Linked DNA regions of Mus musculus: all the other regions are linked to region 2. A link is a loop called in an ENCODE intact Hi-C map of the cell type or tissue named here. Cell type or tissue: heart. All regions are shown on one strand.

Region 1 (5,000 bases), 560 kb before region 2:
AGGGAAGACAGAACCACAGAGCAATTTAGGTACTGGGAAGAGACGGGAAGGAACAGCCAGAGTGGACCAGGCTTCGATGTGACTGAGATTAGCCAGGCTGGTTTGTTGCAGTTGTTTGGTTAATTGGTTTTTTTGTTTTGCTTTTTTTTTTTTTTCTACCTGTGGTTCTTTTTAAACAAAGTCCTCCAGTCAAACAGACTTTGGTGAACAGCAGCCCTCCTCAGTTCCCTAACATGACTCTTGGCCAACAGGAAGGGAGAGACTTGGGTCTGAAAAGGATGGGTCTTCCTGCCTGGCTCAAAGGAAAAAAGAAACCTTTTCATAGGCCAGAGGCAGCGCACAGGTTAGGCCAAGGAGCTGGTTACCTCCAGCCAGGCCAGGACTGGGATCTAGGCCCGTGTTGCCTTCTCAAATGAGGACTGGTGTTCACATGTTCACTGCATGCAGATGGGGCTCCGTGAGCACACAGAAGGCATGAGGAGCCCAGCAGCTGACTGGGCACAGAAGAAAGCAGGGCCTGGGGAACACACCCACAGGCGCTTCCAGAATTCAGGCAACAGAAGGCTCCACTCTGTCCCATACCAGCTGCTGCCCCTTGCCCACTGATACTGACCCTACCCAAAGAGGACTCTGGGAAAACCTGTAGAGATCTTGCCCTGAAGCCAGAATGGAAATGTAAGCAGGTTTTGCCTACCCTCTCCTGACCAGGAAGGGCCTCCTGTCTCTGGTTCCTCCACCAGCCTCCAAAACAAATGTCTGTCACCCTGGTGGCCCTGGCCTGGCAGCTGCCTCTCACAGAAGGCAGCAGAAGTCCTCGCGCAGAGACCACTCAATATTACCATCCCTCAGACACTGGGGCCTCCCTTGCTCAGACAGGAGCCTGAGGTGGATAGCCTATCTATGCCTGCCAGAGGCAGGAGCCCTACAAATGGGACTCAGGACTCTGCTGGCCTCACTGAAATGCCTATCTAATGGGTGATGTGGGCCTAGTCAGGGCCTCTCTTGTGGTCCACTACCATGGGTGATTCTTCCACAGGTCCCCGGCCCAGTCTCAGTGACAGCACTGGGATGTACAAGCTGAAACAGCCCTGAAAAAGGGTATGCTGACTGCCAGCCTAGACCAGGCCCAGGGGACCCAACAGAGATTTGAGATTTCCAGCATTATGGGAGTCAGAGTGACATTTTTTCCTGCCTTCCTGGACTTGCAATCATGCTTGTAAGATGTATCTATCCTGTGTTGTTCCTACCGATCTCTTAGGTAAGGGCTGGGCAGTCAGGAACCCCGCTTAGGAGCATGTGTGTCTGTATTTCCTGAAATGTTTGGAAGGAAATGGCGAAGCTCAACTGCAGTGCTCAGGGAAGCCAAGCCCCTTGAAGCTCCACGTGTCTTCCTCAGCCCCCAACTGGGTAGTATTTCTTTTCAGCCGGACCCAACTAGAGCCACAGACTTCGCACATCAGCAGTCAGCCTGGAACCAGGCCACCAAGAGAGGGGCTGAGAAGAGGGCAGATCCTCCCAAGCCCAGACTTTTCCCTAGCCTTACCAGGCCGAGAAGAGGCTGTGCACCCTCAACTATTAGCCCTGTGGTGCTTGCCCTGTTACACCGGTAAAAAAATACCCCCGCTCCACGCCCTCTGTTCTCCACTTAAGTCTCCATCCAAGGGACAGGAAGCAGCCCAGGCAAAGGCGTGTGGGCAAGCCTGCCTCAGTCTCACCCCATCCCAGTACAGAGAAGGTAGGAATCACAGGCTGCACGGGGGAGGGTACAGGGTCCCTGATCCTTTCAAATTCCGGCCTGTGAAACTTGGCCGGCTGTGCTTCTCTTAGAGGTCCTGACACGTGTGGCCTAGAAAGGAATAGCCCGGTGCCCTAAGTCTGCGTGCTGCGCGGACACACCCCCAAACCGGGCGGACCTAGGCAGCGCGAGGGCGGGGCGTGCCAAGGCCCGTGGCCTGCAGCACGTACGCCAGCTACCCGGGGCGGAGCTTGGGGACAGGGACCTGAAGCCACGGTGCTCCACAGGAGATTGGCTGGCCAAGTACACCCCAGATCCCTAGGCGAGGGGCAGTGGACAAGCCCGAAGGGTTCCGAGGACAGGCAGAAACCCCAGATCCATCCCTAAACACGCCCCCGCGTCCCATCACCTTGCGCATCACCGCCGCTGGTCAGCACTCCAATGGCCTTGCCAGCCCCCGACATCCGCAGTTTCTCCAGGTCCACGGTAGCCATGGCGGCAGCGGAGACCAGGAGCCCAAGCTCCTCTCCCGCCGCTCTGCGTTCCGCGCCGCTGTCGCCTGTCCCCGCCCCGTGCGCCTGCCTGTGTACCCGGTTTGTCCCGCCCCGCCCCGGCTCCGCCCCCAGTATAACGTTTGACTGACAGGCTCGGGGACCTGGTCGCCCCTCTAGTGGCTGCTGGAGAAGGTAGCTGCGCTAAGAAAGGCGGAGCGCACGCCAGTCTACAAATGTCTGCGCAGCGGTTCCGGAACCCTGGTTCCCCAGGCCCGCCACCGAACTCCCCAGGTACCCAGCAGCTAGGATCAACGTCCTCACCAAATGAAGTTCACAACCTGAGCCTGACTGAAGTTTCTGGGCAAGTGGAGTTCATGCTACAGCAAGCTGATTTTACATCTGTCCAGGCGCTGTTAAAGGAAACCTGTAGCCAAGTCTCACGGGCATTTTAAATCCCACTTGGCCAGCATCCGGGGATGCAGGTGTGGCTTGGGTGAGAATTCCTAAGCCGCTCCTTGAGTTGATTTAGGCTTGCAACAGTCTCCTTCGAGCCGAAGTTAAAAAAAAAAAGGAAAAGGAAAAAAGCCAAACAAACAAAAAAAGGAGAAAGAAAGAAAGAAAGAAAGAAAGAAAGAAAGAAAGAAAGAAAGAAAGAAAGAAGGAAAGAGAGAGAGAAAGAAAGAAAGAAAGAAAGAAAGAGAGAAAGAAAAAGAGAAAGAAAGAAAGGGAGAAAGGGAGAAAGAGAGCAAAAGAAAACATAGGAAAGCTGCAGTTGTATCTGAGACGATAGCCACGATTCGTCCCATCGCGACTGCTGAATGTAGTTGGGGATTTGGAAAGAGAAACACTTAGCGTAGCATTTTTACTTCAGGGTGATTTGCTAAACCTGCCGCTTCTCTCAACTCTCACAGCTCCTGGTTCAGGCGAGTGGCCTTTGCCTGAGCACAAAGTGGGGAACCAGCCCCTCAGGATTGGTTAGAGGGATTCGAAGCTGGTGGAGCAATGGTCAGATCCAGGACTCTCAAGGAAAGCTACCCACAGTCCAGAGCGCTGGATCTGGGCTGCCATGGTAGGGCTGTCCTGCAGAGATGAGGGTACCCCATCTGACCCTGACAGTTTGTTGATTTTTGCCTGGTTTTGCTAAATTCTTTAAGAGCTATTTTTATTGTCTGGCAGTGGTGACACACGCTTTTAATCCCAGCATTCAGGAAGCAGAGACAGGCAGATCTTTGAAGGTCAGTTTGGTCGATAGAGCAAATTTCAGGACAGCCAAGGCTATACAAAGAAACCAAGAACAGGGATAAAAGGAATAAAGGAAAGAAGGAAGGGGCGGTCCGTTTAACTCAAATTCTAAGAACATAACAGGGCTTTTGTTGGTGGGGAGTGGGGAGGTGTTTTGGCTGGAGATATGGCTCAGAGGTTAAGAGCACTGGCTGCTTTTCCAGAAGTCCTGAGTTCTAGTCCTGACAACCACATGGTAGCTCACAATCATCTGTAATGGGATCTGGTGCCCTCTTCGGGTCTGTAGGCATACATACAGGCAGGCCATACACACAGTATACATAATAAATAAACCTAAAGAAAAAAAAGAAAAAATGTTTTACTGGATTGTAGGGGGGTTATAACTCCTGCATAAAAGGTTATAAGAGGGCTGATGAGATGGCTCAGTGGGTAAGAGCACCCGACTGCTCTTCCGAAGGTCCGAAGTTCAAATCCCAGCAACCACATAGTGGCTCACAACCACCCGTAATGAGATCTGATGCCCTCTTCTGGTGTGTCTGAGGACAGCTACAGTGTACTGACATATAATAAATAAGTAAATCTTTTTTTAAAAAAAAAAGGTTAGGAGAGAAAAACTTGCTGTAAACTCAAGTTTCAAAGTAGTTTATAGAAAATACTAGCTGGGCATGGTGGCACACGCTTTTAATCCCAGCACTCAGGAGGCAGAGGCAGACGGATTTCTGAGTTCAAGGCCAGCCTGGTCTACAAAATGAGTTCCAGGACAGCAAGGGCTATACAGAGAAACACTGTCTCAAAAAACCAAAAAAAAAAAAAAAAAAAAAAAAAAAAAAAAAGAAAAGAAAAGAAAAGAAAAGAAAATACTAATGTCTAATGTGGCTTACAATGGACTAGAAACATCAAAAAAGGAGCATAAAAGCTATATACTGGCTATAGAGCCCTCACAAGTAGCCGCTGCACCAACATTTTTGATCATCATTTTCCTGTCATCTTAGCACCTATGTGTATATACATGTGTGCCCTTCTGGATTCTGTTTGTTTGTTCTTTTTAAAAAAAAAAACTTATTTAATTTATATGAGCATACTGTAGCTGTCTTCAGACACACAAGAAGAGGGCATCAGATCTCATTACAGATGGTTGTGAGCCACCATGTGGTTGCTAGGAATTGAACTCAGGACCTCTGGAAGAGCAGTCAGTGCTCTTAACTATTGAGCCATCTATCTCCCTAGCCCTGTTTGTTCCTGAGACAGAGTCTCCATGTAGCCTTGGCTGGCCTGGAACTCAATGTGTTTACCAGGCTGCCTATGAACTCACAGAAATCCCCCGTCTCTGCAAAGGCATGTATCACCACTCCTGGCTCCCATTTATAGTCTTATTTTTGTTTTTGGTTTTTTCGAGACAGGGTTTCTCCGTATAGCCCTGGCTGTCCTGGAGCTCACTTTGTAGACACCAGGCTGGCCTCGAACTCAGAAATCAGCCTGCCTCTGCCTCCTGAGTGCTGGGATTAAAGGCGTGTGCCACCACGCCTGGC
Region 2 (5,000 bases):
ATGTGCATCCACACATGCGTCACACACACACACACACACACACACACACACACACACACGCTTGTGAAAATGGAGAAGGAAGAAGGAGACAGACAGGAAGCCTTTACTTACCTGGGTTTTTAACAAACAGAAACATTCTTGAGTAAAGCCTAAGTAACAGTGAATGGAGAGGCAGGGGCTACACAGGGCCATATTTCTTCAGTCTGATCCTTCGAGGGCTCTTTCCTCAGCTCTCTGTCCCACTTCCACCTTTGGGAGTGTTTTTCCTTTGTTAATAATCTGCCTCTATTTCTATTTCTAGTTAAAAGTCCCTGGAATAGTTATTTTGCCCCAGGACATAAAAGCCCGGGATTATATGCTATCTGAGCTCAACTTCATGGCCTAGCACTCCTAAGCATGTGCCTGACACTCTGGGCCTCCTCACTGTTTCTCTGACCTCCATGACTAACTTAAAGGACAAGACTCCTTCTTCATTTCCTCTGGCAGGATTTTCAGCTTGCCCCTACTATTTTTTTCTCCCAAACTCTTAATAAAAATGTCTTTGGGATTCTTTCTGACTCATTTTATTAATGGGACTAAGGACCCCCAAGAAGATACTAAGTAACAAGTCTGACAGCCTCTTCTTTAGGGTTAAATGAATTAAGTGAAGAAATGTGCCAGGAAAGGCTGTGTGCTGACACAGAGTAACTAGTTCATTCTTTGTCTCTGTCCGTCTCTTGGTGTCTGTGTGTTTCTGTCTCTGTCTCAATCTCTCTGTTACTGAGGATAGAATCCAGGACCTTATAAATAAGAAGTAAGGGCTTCGCCACTAACTACATCACCAGCCCAAATACTATCTTTTTATTGGCCCTGGAAATGTAATTGAACCTAAAAGCCCCTTTCAGGAAGTATGTGGTTGATCCTTTTAATTAAGGGCTCTCACTAATAGGGCCGGGGAGGAGTGGCTCCCTGTACTGCTCCTAGAAAGAGAATGGAGTTAGGAGACAGAAGGGAGTAGGGCCAATTTGGAGATAGATGGAGTAATCCAAAACAATTCTTTTCTTAATTTTTATTTATTCACGTTACATCGAGGTTGAAGCCCTGCCCCTAGTCCCACCCTCACAAGTCCCCCCCCCCCCCATCCCCTCCTCTCCTCCTTAGAGAAGGGGAAGCTTCCCTTGGGTACCAGCCCAGCCTGGGACATCAAGTCATTATAGGACTAAGCATGGTCTCTCCCACAGAATCCCGACTAGGCAGACCAGCTGGGGGAAGGGGATCCAATGGCAGGCAGAGTCAGAGACAGCCAGCCCCTGCTCCAATTGTTAGGAGACTCACAAGAAGACCAAGCTGCACATCTGCTATAAATGGGTAGAGAATCTAGGTCCAGCCCCTGCACTCTCCCAAAACAACTCTTATGGAATGGCAGGGAAAAGCCTACCTTGTTTGATTCAAGACGAAATTGGAGGCATGCTCACAGCCAGTAAGCATAAATAATTCATACGGTAGTTTGGCTAAAAATAGTTGAGTAGGTTTTTGTGGGTACCCATGGCTTTGCCTGTGCTAGGCAAATGTTCCATCACAGAACTTAATCAGAGACCATAGTTGCTGAGAAGGGATGGCTGAACGATCAGCTTTAAACAGGGCATTTATACCATGGCTTGCAAAGGTCAGGGAACACCAAGGAAGAGGAAGTGGAAAGAATATAAGAGCCAAAAGATGGGGAGAAAGGCTGTGGAATGCTATCTTGTGGACATGACACAGCTGAAGCGATTGTGATTTTTGGTTGGTCTCTATGCACTCCTGCTTGTCCTGGAACTCACTATGGAGAAGAGCCTGGTCTTGAACTCGGAATGGTGGGAATAAAAGCACATACTATTACACTGGTTTACATTGTTAAATATCCATTGTTCAGGCTTCAACAAATAGCTCAAAACTCTTGGTTACACAGATGGTCCTGATTAAAAGCCAGTCAAAGAAAAAGACATAAATTGGAGAAAGGGATTTGTAAGACAGATCGGAGTTTGTAAAAGGTCCCCAGATGCTGGAAACCTGGAAAATGACTGAACCGGCCTGGCACCAAACACTAGGGAGTTCTCTAAACATCCTGCAAAGCCTCACAGTGGTCCAGGAAGGGGAGGGGCTTGCATATGTTGCGGTCGGGAATGCGGGTTCTGGGGAGCTCGGGTGGGGGGTGTGTCACAGTCCACGCCCGTGGAACGTGCCGCGAGATGGTTCTCGCGGGTGTGGAAGGCGCGGTGTAATGTTAGCCAATTAGAGGCGAGAGAGAGAAGCGACCAATGATAAACGTCTCTTTCGGATAGCTTTTTCAGCGAGACTCCAGTTTGGCGCACGCGCGTCTCGTTGAACTACGGGGCGCTGCAGAGCCAAGTGGGCAAAAGGGGCACCACTCCACACTCCCCAGTCACGTGACCCAGAAGCGGCAGAGTTCCACTGCAGTCAGGGACCTTTCCTATAGGCAAAGGTCATAGGGCCTTGTTTGGGGATGGGTGGAAGGGAGTTCTATGTAGTGGAGCTGAAGGCGCATCCTATTGAAAAGTGACCTCGGCTGAAGGCCAAAGGTCAAGAGTCTGGTGTGTGTGGGGAGGGTGGGGGAGCGTACCCTAGGCTGCGCGATCCGATGGGGGTGTGGCCTTACGACTCAATGATGTAAGCGCGAGGCGGGCTCTCCGCTGAGCCCCAGTCCAGCGTTGAGGAGGGTGGGTTCTGCATGGGCTCGTTAACAGATAGGTAAGTAGGAATTTCAACCTTGTTTCGGTGCTACTGCGATCGCCTTGACCTGCTGTGGCCTACTTTTAGTTTGAAGGTGGTGACGTCAGGGGGCGGACTTAGCCTCACTGGGGCGTGGCTTTAAGTCCAGTCTAGATGCGTCTGTGGGCGTGGCCTGGCAGGTCGGGGAGGTGTGGCCCAGGTCCGGCGGACGATCCTGCTTCCGGATTAGATTATAGTACTAAGATTCTGGCTCTGTGCTTTCTTACTTAGGTTCTGCCTCATGGAAACTTCTGCGGCCGCTGCATCTGCGGGAGGCTTCTTCCCCTCCTTCCTGCTCCTGGCGTTTGGGACGCTGGTGGCTGCCGTGCTGGGCGTCGCTCACAGACTGGGGCTCTTCTATCAGCTGATGCACAAGGTGCTTAGGGTAGAAGGAGGGCTAGGGGTAGGAGGAAGGCACTAAAGGTGTTTCTCCAGCTCATCCACTGTGCAGGTGTGGAAAGCGAGTCCCAGCTAGTCTAGAAGTGGCTGGTTGGGAGATTCTTTACAGAGCTCTGTCCCTTTGCCAAACTGTATATGGGCCTGGACTTTGTAACTAGTACGAGATAATGGGGAAATTGTCGTTGTCTGGACAGCACACATTCTCCGCCTACCTCCATACCCAGGGGCCTGAGTCATTTTAACAGAGCAGGCCTTTTAAACATAGTGAGATTGGTGGGCTGAAGGTAGGCAGGGGAGGGAATGGGCTCTGATAGTAAGCCCTTCTGAGGAACTGTCTTAGCATATTTCGTACCATCTTCACCAAAGTAAGTGCTATAATTTCTGTCCTTGTGCCCACAAGAGGCAAATGATCTACAGAGAAGTTTAGTATTTTCTCTAGATGACAGATTTGGGAAAAGCTGACCCCACAAGTCATACTTATAAACCACTTGTTCCATTCTGAGAAATTCTTGCCCTTACCCAGTCCCTTTTCTTCTAGACAGGGACAGTGCCACTGACCTTGAAGTATGTAGGGATCGTGAAGCTACTGAGGCTTGGATGCTCAGGGTAGTCTGTGCCAGGAGTCACTTCCGTGCTAGGCATATGGCTGCTGGCAGCATGTCAGCTGGACCTGTGCCTCACTAGCAGAGGGAGGCAATAGGCTGGATGGAGTTAGCACTCCAAGTGCCAGGCCCTGCAGGGATACTAGGAAGCAGGCACACATCTAAGCCAGGGGCCTTCTGCCTCTTGCCAGGCTCTCCTGGATTCTCTGTAGATTTAACCTCTATCTCCTTTCTTCTCAACTGGCCCAGTATCTCTGGAGCAGGCATTATAATCTCCAGAGCCACTTAAGAACATAGGCTTTATCTCAGTCTGCTACTTGGTAGGCTGGGGAGAGATGGTCACAAATTCAAGCCCTGCCTAAGCTACATAAGGAGTTCAAAGCCTCGTGAGACCTTGTCCTAGTAAAAGCTGATGATATAGCTCAGTGGTTAGAGTGCTTGTCTAACACTATCTATGCCCAGGGTTCAATCCTCAGTACAGTTTCAAAAAGAACATTTCTTCTGTTGGAGTCTATCACTTGGGCAAGTCTTGGCATTTTTAGCTGTAGGACAAAGAGAACAATAAATTTGCTAAGTCAGTGTACCCTTCTCTGAATTGGATTTAAAGTGGTATGTCTCTAACCAGAATCTAAGTTCGTCTGTCTTCTGACCTTACCCCTGCCTGTTCTTGTACCTGCTCCTGGGCTGGCCTCTGACTGTCTTGTTCCTCATCTCCTTTGACCCAGGTGGACAAGACAAGCATCCGGCATGGTGGAGAGAGTGTCGCAGCTGTGCTCCGAGCCCATGGTGTACGCTTTGTCTTCACATTGGTCGGTGGGCACATTTCCCCACTGCTGGTGGCCTGTGAGAAGCTGGGTATCCGAGTGGTAGACACACGCCACGAGGTCACTGCTGTCTTTGCTGCTGATGCTGTGGCCCGCCTGACTGGTAAGGACCAGGGACTAGCAGGACAGTGACATGGCCCCTGTGAATGAGAGGCAGGGGGTTTGGGGTAGGACGATGTTTGGGAGGATGGCATGGTTGTCACCAGCTCTTTCTTTCAGGGACAGTGGGTGTGGCAGCAGTGACAGCCGGTCCTGGCCTCACCAACACTGTGACTGCAGTGAAGAATGCACAAGTGGCACAGTCCCCAGTCCTGCTTTTGGGTGGAGCTGCCAGCACCCTGCTGCAGGTGCCTAGTCCTTAAGGGTAGGTGGGGTCCCCAAGACGGCTTCTCAAGCTTATCTGATAACTGTCCCTTGCCTTCTCTGC
Region 3 (5,000 bases), 110 kb before region 2:
TATACACATATACACATACACAAGTATACACACCCCCTGAGATAATAAAGCTTCCCTCTTGCAGCAGGAAGTGGGTTGGAGGTATACCTGGGAGTATTTACTCATGTATGGGAAGGGTCCTGGGCTCTATCCCCGGCAGTATTTAACAAGGGTATTGGGAAGCTGGGCATGGTGGCACACATCATGAATCCCCACACTAGTGGTTGATGATCTGTCACTTCCAGGCCAGCCAGGCCTCCAAGATGAGACATTGTTTTAAAAGGGAGGGGACAGAGGATTAGGGCAGAGCTCAGTCTAGCTAGTTAACACTCCCGAGGCCCTGGGCTCAGCCCTCAGAACCACAGAAAACTAGGAAGCAAGACAAGGTGGTGCCTGGTAGATGGGAGCAGGCAACAAGATACACTTGATTTCACCCTTCCCTTCCCTGCCCACCTACAGACTAGAGCCAAAACGGCAGGAAATCCCCTCTTTCCAGGCGCTCCACTGAGGCAGAGCCGAGTGAGAAAGGGGGAGGGACAGGAGACCAGGAGACCAGGAGTCTGTCCCCACTGTCCCTTTACCCTCTCCCTTCTCTGCAAACTTTGAACTATTCCACCTGGTAGCCACCTTCTGTGGCTCTGGTCACATGAAACCCTTGGCCATTATAGCCTGGCCCCGGGCCAGAAGCAGAAATGAAAACGGTGTGTGTGTGTGTGTGTGTGTGTGTGTGTGTGTGTGTGTGTAGGGGTGGGGCAAGGTTTTGCTGCCTCCTTGGAGAGTTTGTTTATCCTGGCTGCCTGTGGGGTACCGGAAGGGTGAGCCTGGGAGACTCTGCAGGGAGCTTTGGGGAGCCAGGGCTGATGGTGGGGGGGGGGGGGGCACAGTCTGTGACACACGGCAGAAGCTAGAGGCAGCTCCCCAGCCACAGGCAGAAGCCAGGCCCAGAACCAGGGACTCTAGCTAGAAGTCCTGGTACTAGTTCATCAACAGCTTGGTGCAGGGGAAGCCCAGAAACATCTGGTATGAATGGACAGCCACCTGATGGTGCAACCTGTAGACACCTGGGTCAGTCCCAGGGGGGACTCCTCTGCCTAGAGGTCCTCTAGGATTAGCACTGGGACAAACTTCAGGGTCCCAGCCCAAGGCTACATTCTCCATCTTCCCTCCACCCCACCCCACCCCCTTTTTTTTCCGAGACAGGGTTTTTCTCTATAGCCCTGGCTGTCCTGGAACCCACTCTGTAGACCAGGCTGGCTCCAACTCAGAAATCCGCCTGCCTCTGCCTCCCAAGTGCTAGGATTAAAGGCGTGTGCCACCACTGCCTGGCTATCCTCTCTCTTGCTCTGCTTCCCCATATTCAGTAATGTGAATGAGATCTGCACTCCAGGTTGTACAGTAAGAATATATACACCCTGCCTCCACTAGCACAGCTCTGGACCCAGGGGTGTTCCTCTTGAAATAGCTCCTCAAAGACTGGAGAGTGCTGGCCCCAGGCCACCATAGACACTGCCAGTGCCAGCCCCACTGTGCTCACTGAGCCTCTCCATGTTGGAGTGTCCTCCATCTCTACTTTCCCCTGTCCAGGGCTGCACAGAGGTGTGGTGAACTGCCAAGAGTCCACATGGACCAGGATGGAGTCCCTAGGTCAGTAAGCACCTCTCAAGACCCCTCCCCTGACCCTTACCTGCTGCAAAACCCTGGAGAGAAGGCCCTGTACCCTCAATGGGCAGCGTGTAGTAGAGCATGCCCTAGATGTGGGGGGCTGCAGGTGAGCCGACCCTGAGGGTATGACCACAGCAAAGCTAGTCCTGACTTGTCTGCTGGGCAGTGGCTGGGATAAGGAAAGAGATGCTGTGGTGGTATGAATACATCTGGTCCCCAGGGACTCATGTGTATCAATGCTTGGCACACAGGAGGTGGCACTATTAGGAGGTGTGGCCTTTTTTGGACGGAATAGATGTGGCCTCGTTGGAGCAGAGCAAATGTGTCACTGTGTAGATGGGCTTTGAGGTCTGTTCAAGCTCCACCAAGTGCAGAAGAGCACCTCCCCCTGGCTGCCGGAGGAATAACTTCTGCTACCTTTGGATCAAGATGTAGAACTCTTGGCTCCGCCAGTACCATGTCTGCTTGCAAGCTGCCATGCTTCCTCCCATGATAATGGACTGAACCTCTGAAACTGTATGTAAGCCAGCCTCAATGAAATGTTTTCTAAGGGTTGCCTTGGTCATGTCCCTTTACAGCAACGAAACCCTAAGACAGATGCCCTCCTACCATCCCTTGTCCCTTGCCACCTATGGCAGGAGGGAGAGCTGATCCCAGGGTCATGAAAGTAAAAGAACTGGCCCTGTCTCTCACAGGCTGTAACACTCAGGAGAGTGGGCCCTGCACCTTGCCTGGGCAGCATGATAGAGCTGGCTCTGGTTACAAGGGTTGCAGGTGAGCCATCCCCAGTGCCTGAGAGCAGAAGAGCTAGCCACACCCCTCATTTGCTCCACTCCAGGAGAGAGCCAGCCCTGCATCTCTCCTGGACAGCACAACAGAGCCATAGCTGAAGGCAGGAGAGCCCTCCTCCTTGCTGGCTGCTCTGTTGGATGGGTCAGCTAGGGCAGGGAAAAATAGCTCACCTCCGTGGTGTGGGTATAGTGGGCTGACCAGCTCAGGTACCTCTCAGGCCCAGATCCAGGGCTTTGAATTGGCCCACCTTAGCATCTACCCCATCCATGAGCTGCTGGAGTGTGTGATGGAGCCGGTCCCATAGATCAAAACTACAGGATCTCTATGACACAGGGCAACAATGGGGAATCTGAGGGGAGTCCCAGTGTGGTTTCAGTATGGATGGTGTAGCAGAGGCCCTCCCTGTACCTGACAGACTCATTGCAATGAACGTTTACAAGCAAAGTCGGTGTGGACATAAGGATACACTGTGGGACTCACTACAGCTTCCACAACGAGATTGTTTGCCCTTCTTTTTTTCCACTGTTGGGGGGAGGGAGGTTGAAAGGGTGGGTACAGGGGGAGAGATGAGTGGGATTGGGGAGCATGATGAGAAATTCAATAAAAAGGGAGGAGGAATGAGAGAAGGGGAAGGGATCCCCTCCCTTGAGCAGTTGGAACCCCATATCTTCAACCTGAATAAGGACACTGAGCCCTTGGTGCAGTCTAGAGGACAGAGGACCAGGGGACCCAGGGACAGTGTGCTGGGTGAAGGAAGAGTACCAGCAAGTGGAAGAGGCAAGCAACGCAGGACACGGGGTCTCAGAAGCCGGCACACCTCTGCCCAAGGTGAGGGAACTGCATGAAGCTCAGCCTGGCCCCGCCCTCCCTGGCTGTCCCTCCTTCAGGACTCTGCCCCTTTGCTCCTTAGTACAGTCTTTTTTTGAGAAAGGGTTTCTCTGTGTAGCCCTGGCTGTCCTGGAACTCACTCTGTAGACCAGGTTGGCCTTGAACTCAGAAATCCGCCTGTCTTTGACTCCCAAGTGCTGGGATTAAAGGCATGTGCCACCACACCCGGCTCCTTAGTACAGTCTTACTTCAATGACCTTGTTACCCCAATCCTGGCCCCTTAAGCTAGAGAGCAAAGGTAAAGAGCATGAAGCACCAGACCAGTGCATTCTGGATAGAACAAGAATGCCTACACTAGACCGTGTGGGTGAAGCACTGTTTATCAACCAACAGGCGCTCAAACACTCAGCAACTGCCCTTGCCTACAGACTTTGATCTCCTATGCTGTATAATAACAATCAATTGCTCTATTTGTCTGGCAAGCAAGCCTGATTCAGGACAGTCCTCTATTGTCCTTAAATGCAGTTCCAGCCACCTGTTTTCCTTCCAAGTCCTTCTTTCAGGTCCATGGTAGCCAGAGGCTACACCCTAACATCTCCCAGGAATCAGTTTAATGGCTAGACATGAGCGGAAGGGGAACGGGGACCTGCCACCCTGCTCAGTGACCAGCCAAAAAAGATACATTGCAAGAGGCCACCACCTGGTTGCCCAGGCCAGCCCAATCTTCCTGCTGGACCGGCCAGGCAAGGAAGCTCCAGTCAGCTGATATTGCCTATGACCCCTATTCTAATGCCCATGACAACCTGGTTCCCTCCAAGGGCAACCAGTCACAAGCAGGAAGCACCACCTGCCAGAAATGATCAGAGATAGCCTCATTCATCACACATCTCACAGGAGATAGGATCTGGGAAGAAAAGGCTACAGCCCTTCTAACAGGTTGCTTCCAAAGCCAAACTCAGCAAACTATGCTGTCTTTTAGGAATAAAAGCAAGCACGCGGGAGGTGCAGAGTTCCAGCCCCATCTCTGCGGGTGACAGACCACCCTAAGAGTGTTCAGACCCAAGCGTGGGCCCAGCTTCCTCCTTGGTCCAAGTTCATAGAATGGGTAGAAGCAGAACGTGGATGTCTGCAGAGAGCGAGCAATCACTAGCCAATGTGTCTACCAAGAGGCTCTCCGCGCTCCCAAAGGAAAGGATTCTCCCAGCTCAGCATTTTAACGCTTCGGGAAGCCCCTGCCCACTGTTGGTCAGGCAGACGGAAGCAACAGGGACCCTCAGGCGCTACCGTGTGCGCCACAGCCGGGCAGGGGGCTTCGTGCCACCTGCACCACCCCGCTGTAAGCTCCCCAGGGTAGTCCACGCCCCCGGCCTGCCTGCGCCAGGATCTGCCCTCAGCGCGCCCAGCGCTCAATAGGGACCCAAAAGGATGGCCACAGGGGGCCAAGGTCATTAGTCGGAAAAGGCCACGCAGCGAACCCGTAGACCCGCAAGTGAGCAGCCCGGCCCGGTTACATAAGCAGTGGAGCGCATACCTGCAGAGGGAACATGGCCGCTCTGTTACCCACGTAGCCACGGACAACATGGCTCTGGATGGAGAGCACCCGGCATTCGCCCTCCATGCCGGGAAAGCTGTAGTGGCGCGTGGTCCAGGTGGTGTCACAGGCTGGGGTTGCTCAGGCCGCTCGCTCGGATTCTGCTCCGAGCGCTTTAAGCACGCGCAGTCGCTAGGCTTGGACGCGC
Region 4 (5,000 bases), 150 kb before region 2:
CATCACCATTCCAAAAGGGATAAAGGCAAGCACAGGAAGGGAATACTGGACCAAAGCAAGACTAAAACCAGCTGGGCAAAGTCCAAGCTCTGCATCTCCAAGTCTGACGCCAAAGTGCTCTTCAGATTTCCAACTCTTTCAGCTGTGTTGGCTGCAGCATTCCTCTCTCTCCTGGGCTGGCTCCACTCCCTGTTAGCAGCTTTCCTCAACAGCTATCCCTCGGCTCTGGTATCTCCAATATCTTGGTTTCTCCAAGGCAATCCAGGCTTCATAGCTTCACGTGATGGCCTCTATAGGCCTCCACCCATGACAATACCTGGCCTCAGCAGCTTCCCTTGACCTCAGAGGGAGATTCCATAACCCCTGTCTTCTATCCTTGCCTCTAAAGCCAGAACCATGTGACCGAAGCTGCCAAGTTCTGCTGCTTGCTGAGGCTGGGAACTGACCCCCTGCTTTCCTTCACTGCCTGAGCTTGGTTGTCCTGAAACTTGATCTGAAGACAAAACTGGCTTCACACAACTGCTGGGATTAAAGGCATGCACCGCCACACCTGGCTCTAAACTTTCTTTTAATTCCTTTTCACAGGCTGAAAGCTTAGCTGGGCAGACTCTTGCCCTGAAGTCACCATTCCCTTTATGTAAACATTTGGCTTTTCTGTTACCTGTTTAACTCCTTAAAAAACAGGATTTAGCTCCTTTCCACTTCCTGGTGCCCCCTTTTCTGTACATTTTGTATTTTTTACTTCCTCAGCTTGCTCCTTTTCATTATAGATCTTCATAAGAGTGACCACTAACAACCACACAAGAGAGTCGATACTGGGCCATTTTGAAATTTCCTCTGCCAGCTCAACTAATCCCAAAGACTTAAATTTAGCCTCACGAAGACTTTTTAGACAAGAGCAAAAAAGCAACCACGTTCTTAGCCAAAGCTCGAGAACAGTCTGTAGGCCACATACAAATAGTTTTGTCCTCTGAAACCTCTTGAACCAGACCCCCAAAGCTCACATCACCTTCATCACCACTGTCTTCCATATTCCTACTACTATGGCCCTATGAACTATTAAGTGATCAATTGCTTTTCTAACCCAAAATCCACATTCCTCCAAACAAAAGCATGGCCAGGCCTAATCCCAGCAATACTCCAGTGTCTGGTACTAACTTCTGTTTTAGTTTGGGTTGACTGCCACCACCACAAGTCTCCATGTATGTCTGGGCACCACTTGCATCCCTAGTGCCCATTGAGGCCAGGGGGTGGAGAAATAGGATCCCATGGAACTGGAGTTGTGAGCTAGTATGTGGGAGCTGAGAATTGAACTCAGGTCCTCTGGAAGAGCAGCCAGTTTTCTTAACTGCTGAGCCATCTCTCCAGCCCCTCACTTGGCTCTTTGACTGGGTTCCAAATATCAAATTCAGGCTGTCGCACTTCCGTGGCAAGCCCCTTACCATGAGCTACCTCTGCACCCCCAAATTATTTTTTTTAAGCCAAGGTCTCACTGCATAGTCAGGTTAGCTTAGCCTCTCAAGTGCCAGGATTGCAGGTGTATACCATCATGTCCTGCTATCCAACTGTGACAGTTTTGCAAACGGAAACTCGGGTTTGAAGGTCACTCAAGTAAGAGCACTGACAGAGGGCATATCCGGGGTCCTCATGGTTCCCAGCCTGTGTTGGGTGTGTGAGAATAGAGTCTCACCCAGAATAGACCACCTACCCAGCTCTGTGGGGCTGGGGCTGGGATCCCCAAGCCCCGCCTACCGCCTGACAAGGCCATGTCATTCAAAAAGAATGGAATTCCCAGATAAGCTCTTATTTCATGGGGTTATCCGGACCCAAAAACTAAGTCCACGTTGGGGAGGGGAGGAAAGGATGGGGCCAGGGGTCAAGGAACAGGGATCTGAGACTTCTAGGTCCTCAATCATCTATTTCTGTATCCACTCTATGGAAGGAGGGATAGGGACCCATCAAGACCCCCACTTAATAGTCACAGGACAAGGGGAAATTGAGATGTCCAGGGCTGTACTTCGTGTCCACCTACTCCATGGAAAGACTAGGACCCCTTCTCACATCTCTGCATCCTGTGAGGACCCGGAAGCCCCTAAGCCGGGTCAGAGATACTCCTACAATCACTTCACGACCATTGAGGGGCAATCAGGACTCCCAGCCTCCAAACCCTTCTTAGCGTCCGTTCAGGGAAAGGACGTGAAGCACCCACCATGCCTCACCCTCCGCCCACGCCCAGCCTGGGTCTCCTGACTCTGCCTGGAACGGAGGGTGGTGACAGTAAAGAGAGCGAGCGAGAGGGTGCGGCGCCCCGCCCCGTCGCTCTGTCACGTGCTACGGGTCCGGGGGGGCGGAGCCAAGCCAGGTTTTTCTAGGGTCCAGGCACCCAGGTCTCCTAGTTGGATCTGTCTTCAGCTTCTCCGTGCTACCCCGACTACTGCTGCCAAGATGATGTGTGGCGCGCCATCTGCCACAATGCCAGCCACGGCCGAGACGCAGGAGGTCGCCGACCAGGTGAGGCTGGGCCCAGGTCAGGCCAGTCTGAGCCAGGCCTGCGGAGACCCGGCGGCCTCAGGGACCGGCCTGCCCAGACTGGTCAGGTCCTGCAGCGGGTTTCCGGGGCGGCCACAAGTGTGACTGGGAGCTGGGGGCTCTGGATCTGGTTGGAAGATTCAGGGCCGGGAACTGGGGCGAGTCTTCTGCCGCTTGCATACAAGAGGGCCACTCACCTATTAGGGAACTAGCCCCGGGATCGGTGGAGGGATCCGGTGGTCCCAGAGAATTCAGGAAGGCAGCTGTTAGAACCTAGACGGCACCTTTTTGACTTACACCCAGGCCTAAACAAGAGAAAGCCAGACTGGGCTACTGTGCTTGTCTCCTCAAAAGAAAGAGCTAGGACTGTTTAGCTCAGTGGCAGGAATTCAACTGATACCACCACCACCATCACCAACACCGCCCCTCAGGGAAAAAAAAAAGGATCAAAACCAGAAGTTGTAGAACTTGCTTGTGCCTAGTCTGAAACGAGGGGGTGGACCTTGGGCCTGGGCTGCCCTTCCTGTGACTGTTAGCAGAGCAGAGATTCAGTACAAGGTAGGGGGAGGTTCAGGGTATTAGCAAGAGAAGAAAAGTTAAACAAATCCTCTCTTCAGCTCTCCTGCCACGCCCCAAGCCCAGGACCCTGTCCACTAAGCCTAGCTGATCTTGGGAGGTGTTTGCTCTGACTGAAGTGGCCAAGAAGGAGTGAGTCAGCTCCATGAGACCCTAGAAATGAGGAAATGTTACAGACACACTGGCCAGGCAAGGGAACCTTGGCCACGTGCCACATCAGCACTCAGGAGGCAGAGACAGGCGAGTCTCTCTGAATTTGAAGCCAGCCCAGTTTGCTTAGTTCCATGCCAGCCATAGCTACATAGTGAGACCCTGTCCCCCCCCCCCCCAAAAAAAAGGAGCTGTGTTGTTCTTTATCAGTGGGGCCAACAGTTTACCATGTCCCCCGGAATGAGGAGTATTGAAGGCTGGCAGTGTGTGTGTGTGGGGGCACCTGTGCATGAATCTAAGTCCTTCCTTCTCACCCACCATCCAGGTGAAGTCCCAGCTTGAATCGAAAGAAAATCAGAAGTTTGATGTCTTTAAAGCCATATCCTTCAAGAGACAGATAGTGGCTGGCACCAACCTCTTCATCAAGGTGGGTACTGATAGTAGCTTGGCATGAACTGGGGACATAGTCTCAGAGTAGAGCAGAGTGTCCTGCAACTTCCTGCAGAGAACCCCTTAAGGGGACATGTACATGTTCTGAGAGGATGAATTTGGGGTGTTAGGGTTCCCGGCCTTAAAGGAGGAGACAAGGGTTATCACTGGCTAAGTTAGTGGCTGGTGGCCTGTTCTGGCTCAGTTTCTAAGGCTGGGTTAAGCCTGGAACTGGAACCTTACCTTTCACTCACATGTCTGTCTGTCTGTCTTCCTCCAGGTTGATGTTGGTGGAGATAAATGCGTGCACTTGAGGGTGTTTCAACCCCTCCCCCATGAAAACAAGCCTTTGACCCTGTCTTCCTATCAGACCAACAAAGAAAGGCACGATGAGCTCTCCTACTTCTGATTCGGGGCTCCTTTGCACCTGTGTTTGGGACCACGTAGTAAAACCCCCCTCGGTGATGGAGAGAAGGGAGTTGAGCAGCTTCTGTTGTGATTCTCAAACTGCGTTGTATTTTGCATCCTTCCAAATAATTATTTTCAGAAAACTGTATATGATCTCTCTAAATATATATTTTTAGAGACTATATGAATTGTGTCCTTAGTTTTAATTTTTTTCCCCTTTGTTTGAAAAATCACAGTCACACCAGGCAGTGGTGGCTCATGCCTTTAATCCCAGTACTCAGGAGGTTAAGGCCAGACTGGTCGGTCTACTGAGTGAGTTCCAGGACACCCAGGGCTACACGGAGAAACCCTGTCTCCAAACAAACAAATCACAGTTATAATGTAGCTATACCAAGAAAAGGCAAGTGATGTGTTTATTTTACTTCTACATTTATTTACGGGCGGATATGCTCATGAGCATATACGTTCATGCCGCGGTGCACATTGGAGGTCCGAGGACAACCTGCTGGAGGTGAGTCTCTCCTTCCACCATATTGCTTCCTGGGATTGAACTCAGGTCATGAGGAATGACAGCAAGTGTCTTTAGCCACTGAACCGTTCATAAACTGGTATCAGGCTCTGGTGTAATGCCCAGCATCGCAAAAACACAGTGATTCATTATTGTGGGGGCTTTTGGGGGATCTCGCTTTAGGTTTAAGAATAAAGACATGAAGACGTGGAGCTTCAGCCACAAGCTCTTTATTCATCATCCAATCTGAGCCAATCAGCAGCTAGACTACGCTCCGCCCTGTTGCCCATTGGCCAGACTGGGGATCGCGTGACTTCCACCAAGGCAGTTTGCGGTTTTTTTTCTTTTTGGGCAGGTGAGGAAGCCCGATTTACATATCCTGGCGCTGCCAACACAGCAA

The links. Hi-C counts contacts between places; a loop is a spot of excess contacts. Peaks named below come from ENCODE experiments on the same cell type or tissue, not always from the same donor. Only the 100,000 strongest peaks of a DNase experiment are listed, where the experiment ranks them.
Region 1: it touches region 2 in a loop (3-fold over the local background); 3 of 42 quality-filtered maps call a loop at or near these places.
Region 3: a loop joins it to region 2, with 2.4 times the contacts of the local background. A loop is called at or near these places in 7 of 42 quality-filtered maps.
Region 4: a loop joins it to region 2, with 2.0 times the contacts of the local background. A loop is called at or near these places in 3 of 42 quality-filtered maps.

Annotation. Positions count from the first base shown.
Region 1 is chr10:78,007,455-78,012,454 of GRCm38, forward strand. Pfkl (phosphofructokinase, liver, B-type) reads right to left here and starts at 2,353. Exons shown (of 22, transcript NM_008826.5): 1 at 2,145-2,353. The coding sequence starts at 2,229. In heart, a CTCF peak has its summit at 2,422; DNase peaks (open chromatin) are centred at 1,927, 2,357 and 3,247; H3K4me3 peaks cover 3,267 bases; H3K27ac peaks cover 3,226 bases.
Region 2 is chr10:78,572,108-78,577,107 of GRCm38, forward strand. Ilvbl (ilvB (bacterial acetolactate synthase)-like) reads left to right here and starts at 2,884. Exons shown (of 15, transcript NM_001359302.1): 1 at 2,884-3,124; 2 at 4,475-4,676; 3 at 4,793-4,920. The coding sequence starts at 2,990. In heart, a CTCF peak has its summit at 2,380; DNase peaks (open chromatin) are centred at 2,344, 2,844 and 3,804; H3K4me3 peaks cover 2,154 bases; H3K27ac peaks cover 2,083 bases.
Region 3 is chr10:78,459,969-78,464,968 of GRCm38, forward strand. Pdxk (pyridoxal (pyridoxine, vitamin B6) kinase) reads right to left here and starts at 4,980. Exons shown (of 11, transcript NM_172134.2): 1 at 4,793-4,980. The coding sequence starts at 4,879. In heart, a CTCF peak has its summit at 2,038; DNase peaks (open chromatin) are centred at 803, 1,051, 1,573 and 3,987; H3K4me3 peaks cover 1,086 bases; H3K27ac peaks cover 841 bases; H3K27me3 peaks cover 334 bases.
Region 4 is chr10:78,423,347-78,428,346 of GRCm38, forward strand. Cstb (cystatin B) reads left to right here and starts at 2,324. Exons shown (of 3, transcript NM_007793.3): 1 at 2,324-2,511; 2 at 3,581-3,682; 3 at 3,965-4,276. The coding sequence starts at 2,446. The coding sequence ends at 4,093. In heart, no CTCF peak of the experiment used is centred here; DNase peaks (open chromatin) are centred at 2,325 and 3,155; H3K4me3 peaks cover 1,779 bases; H3K27ac peaks cover 1,469 bases; H3K27me3 peaks cover 307 bases.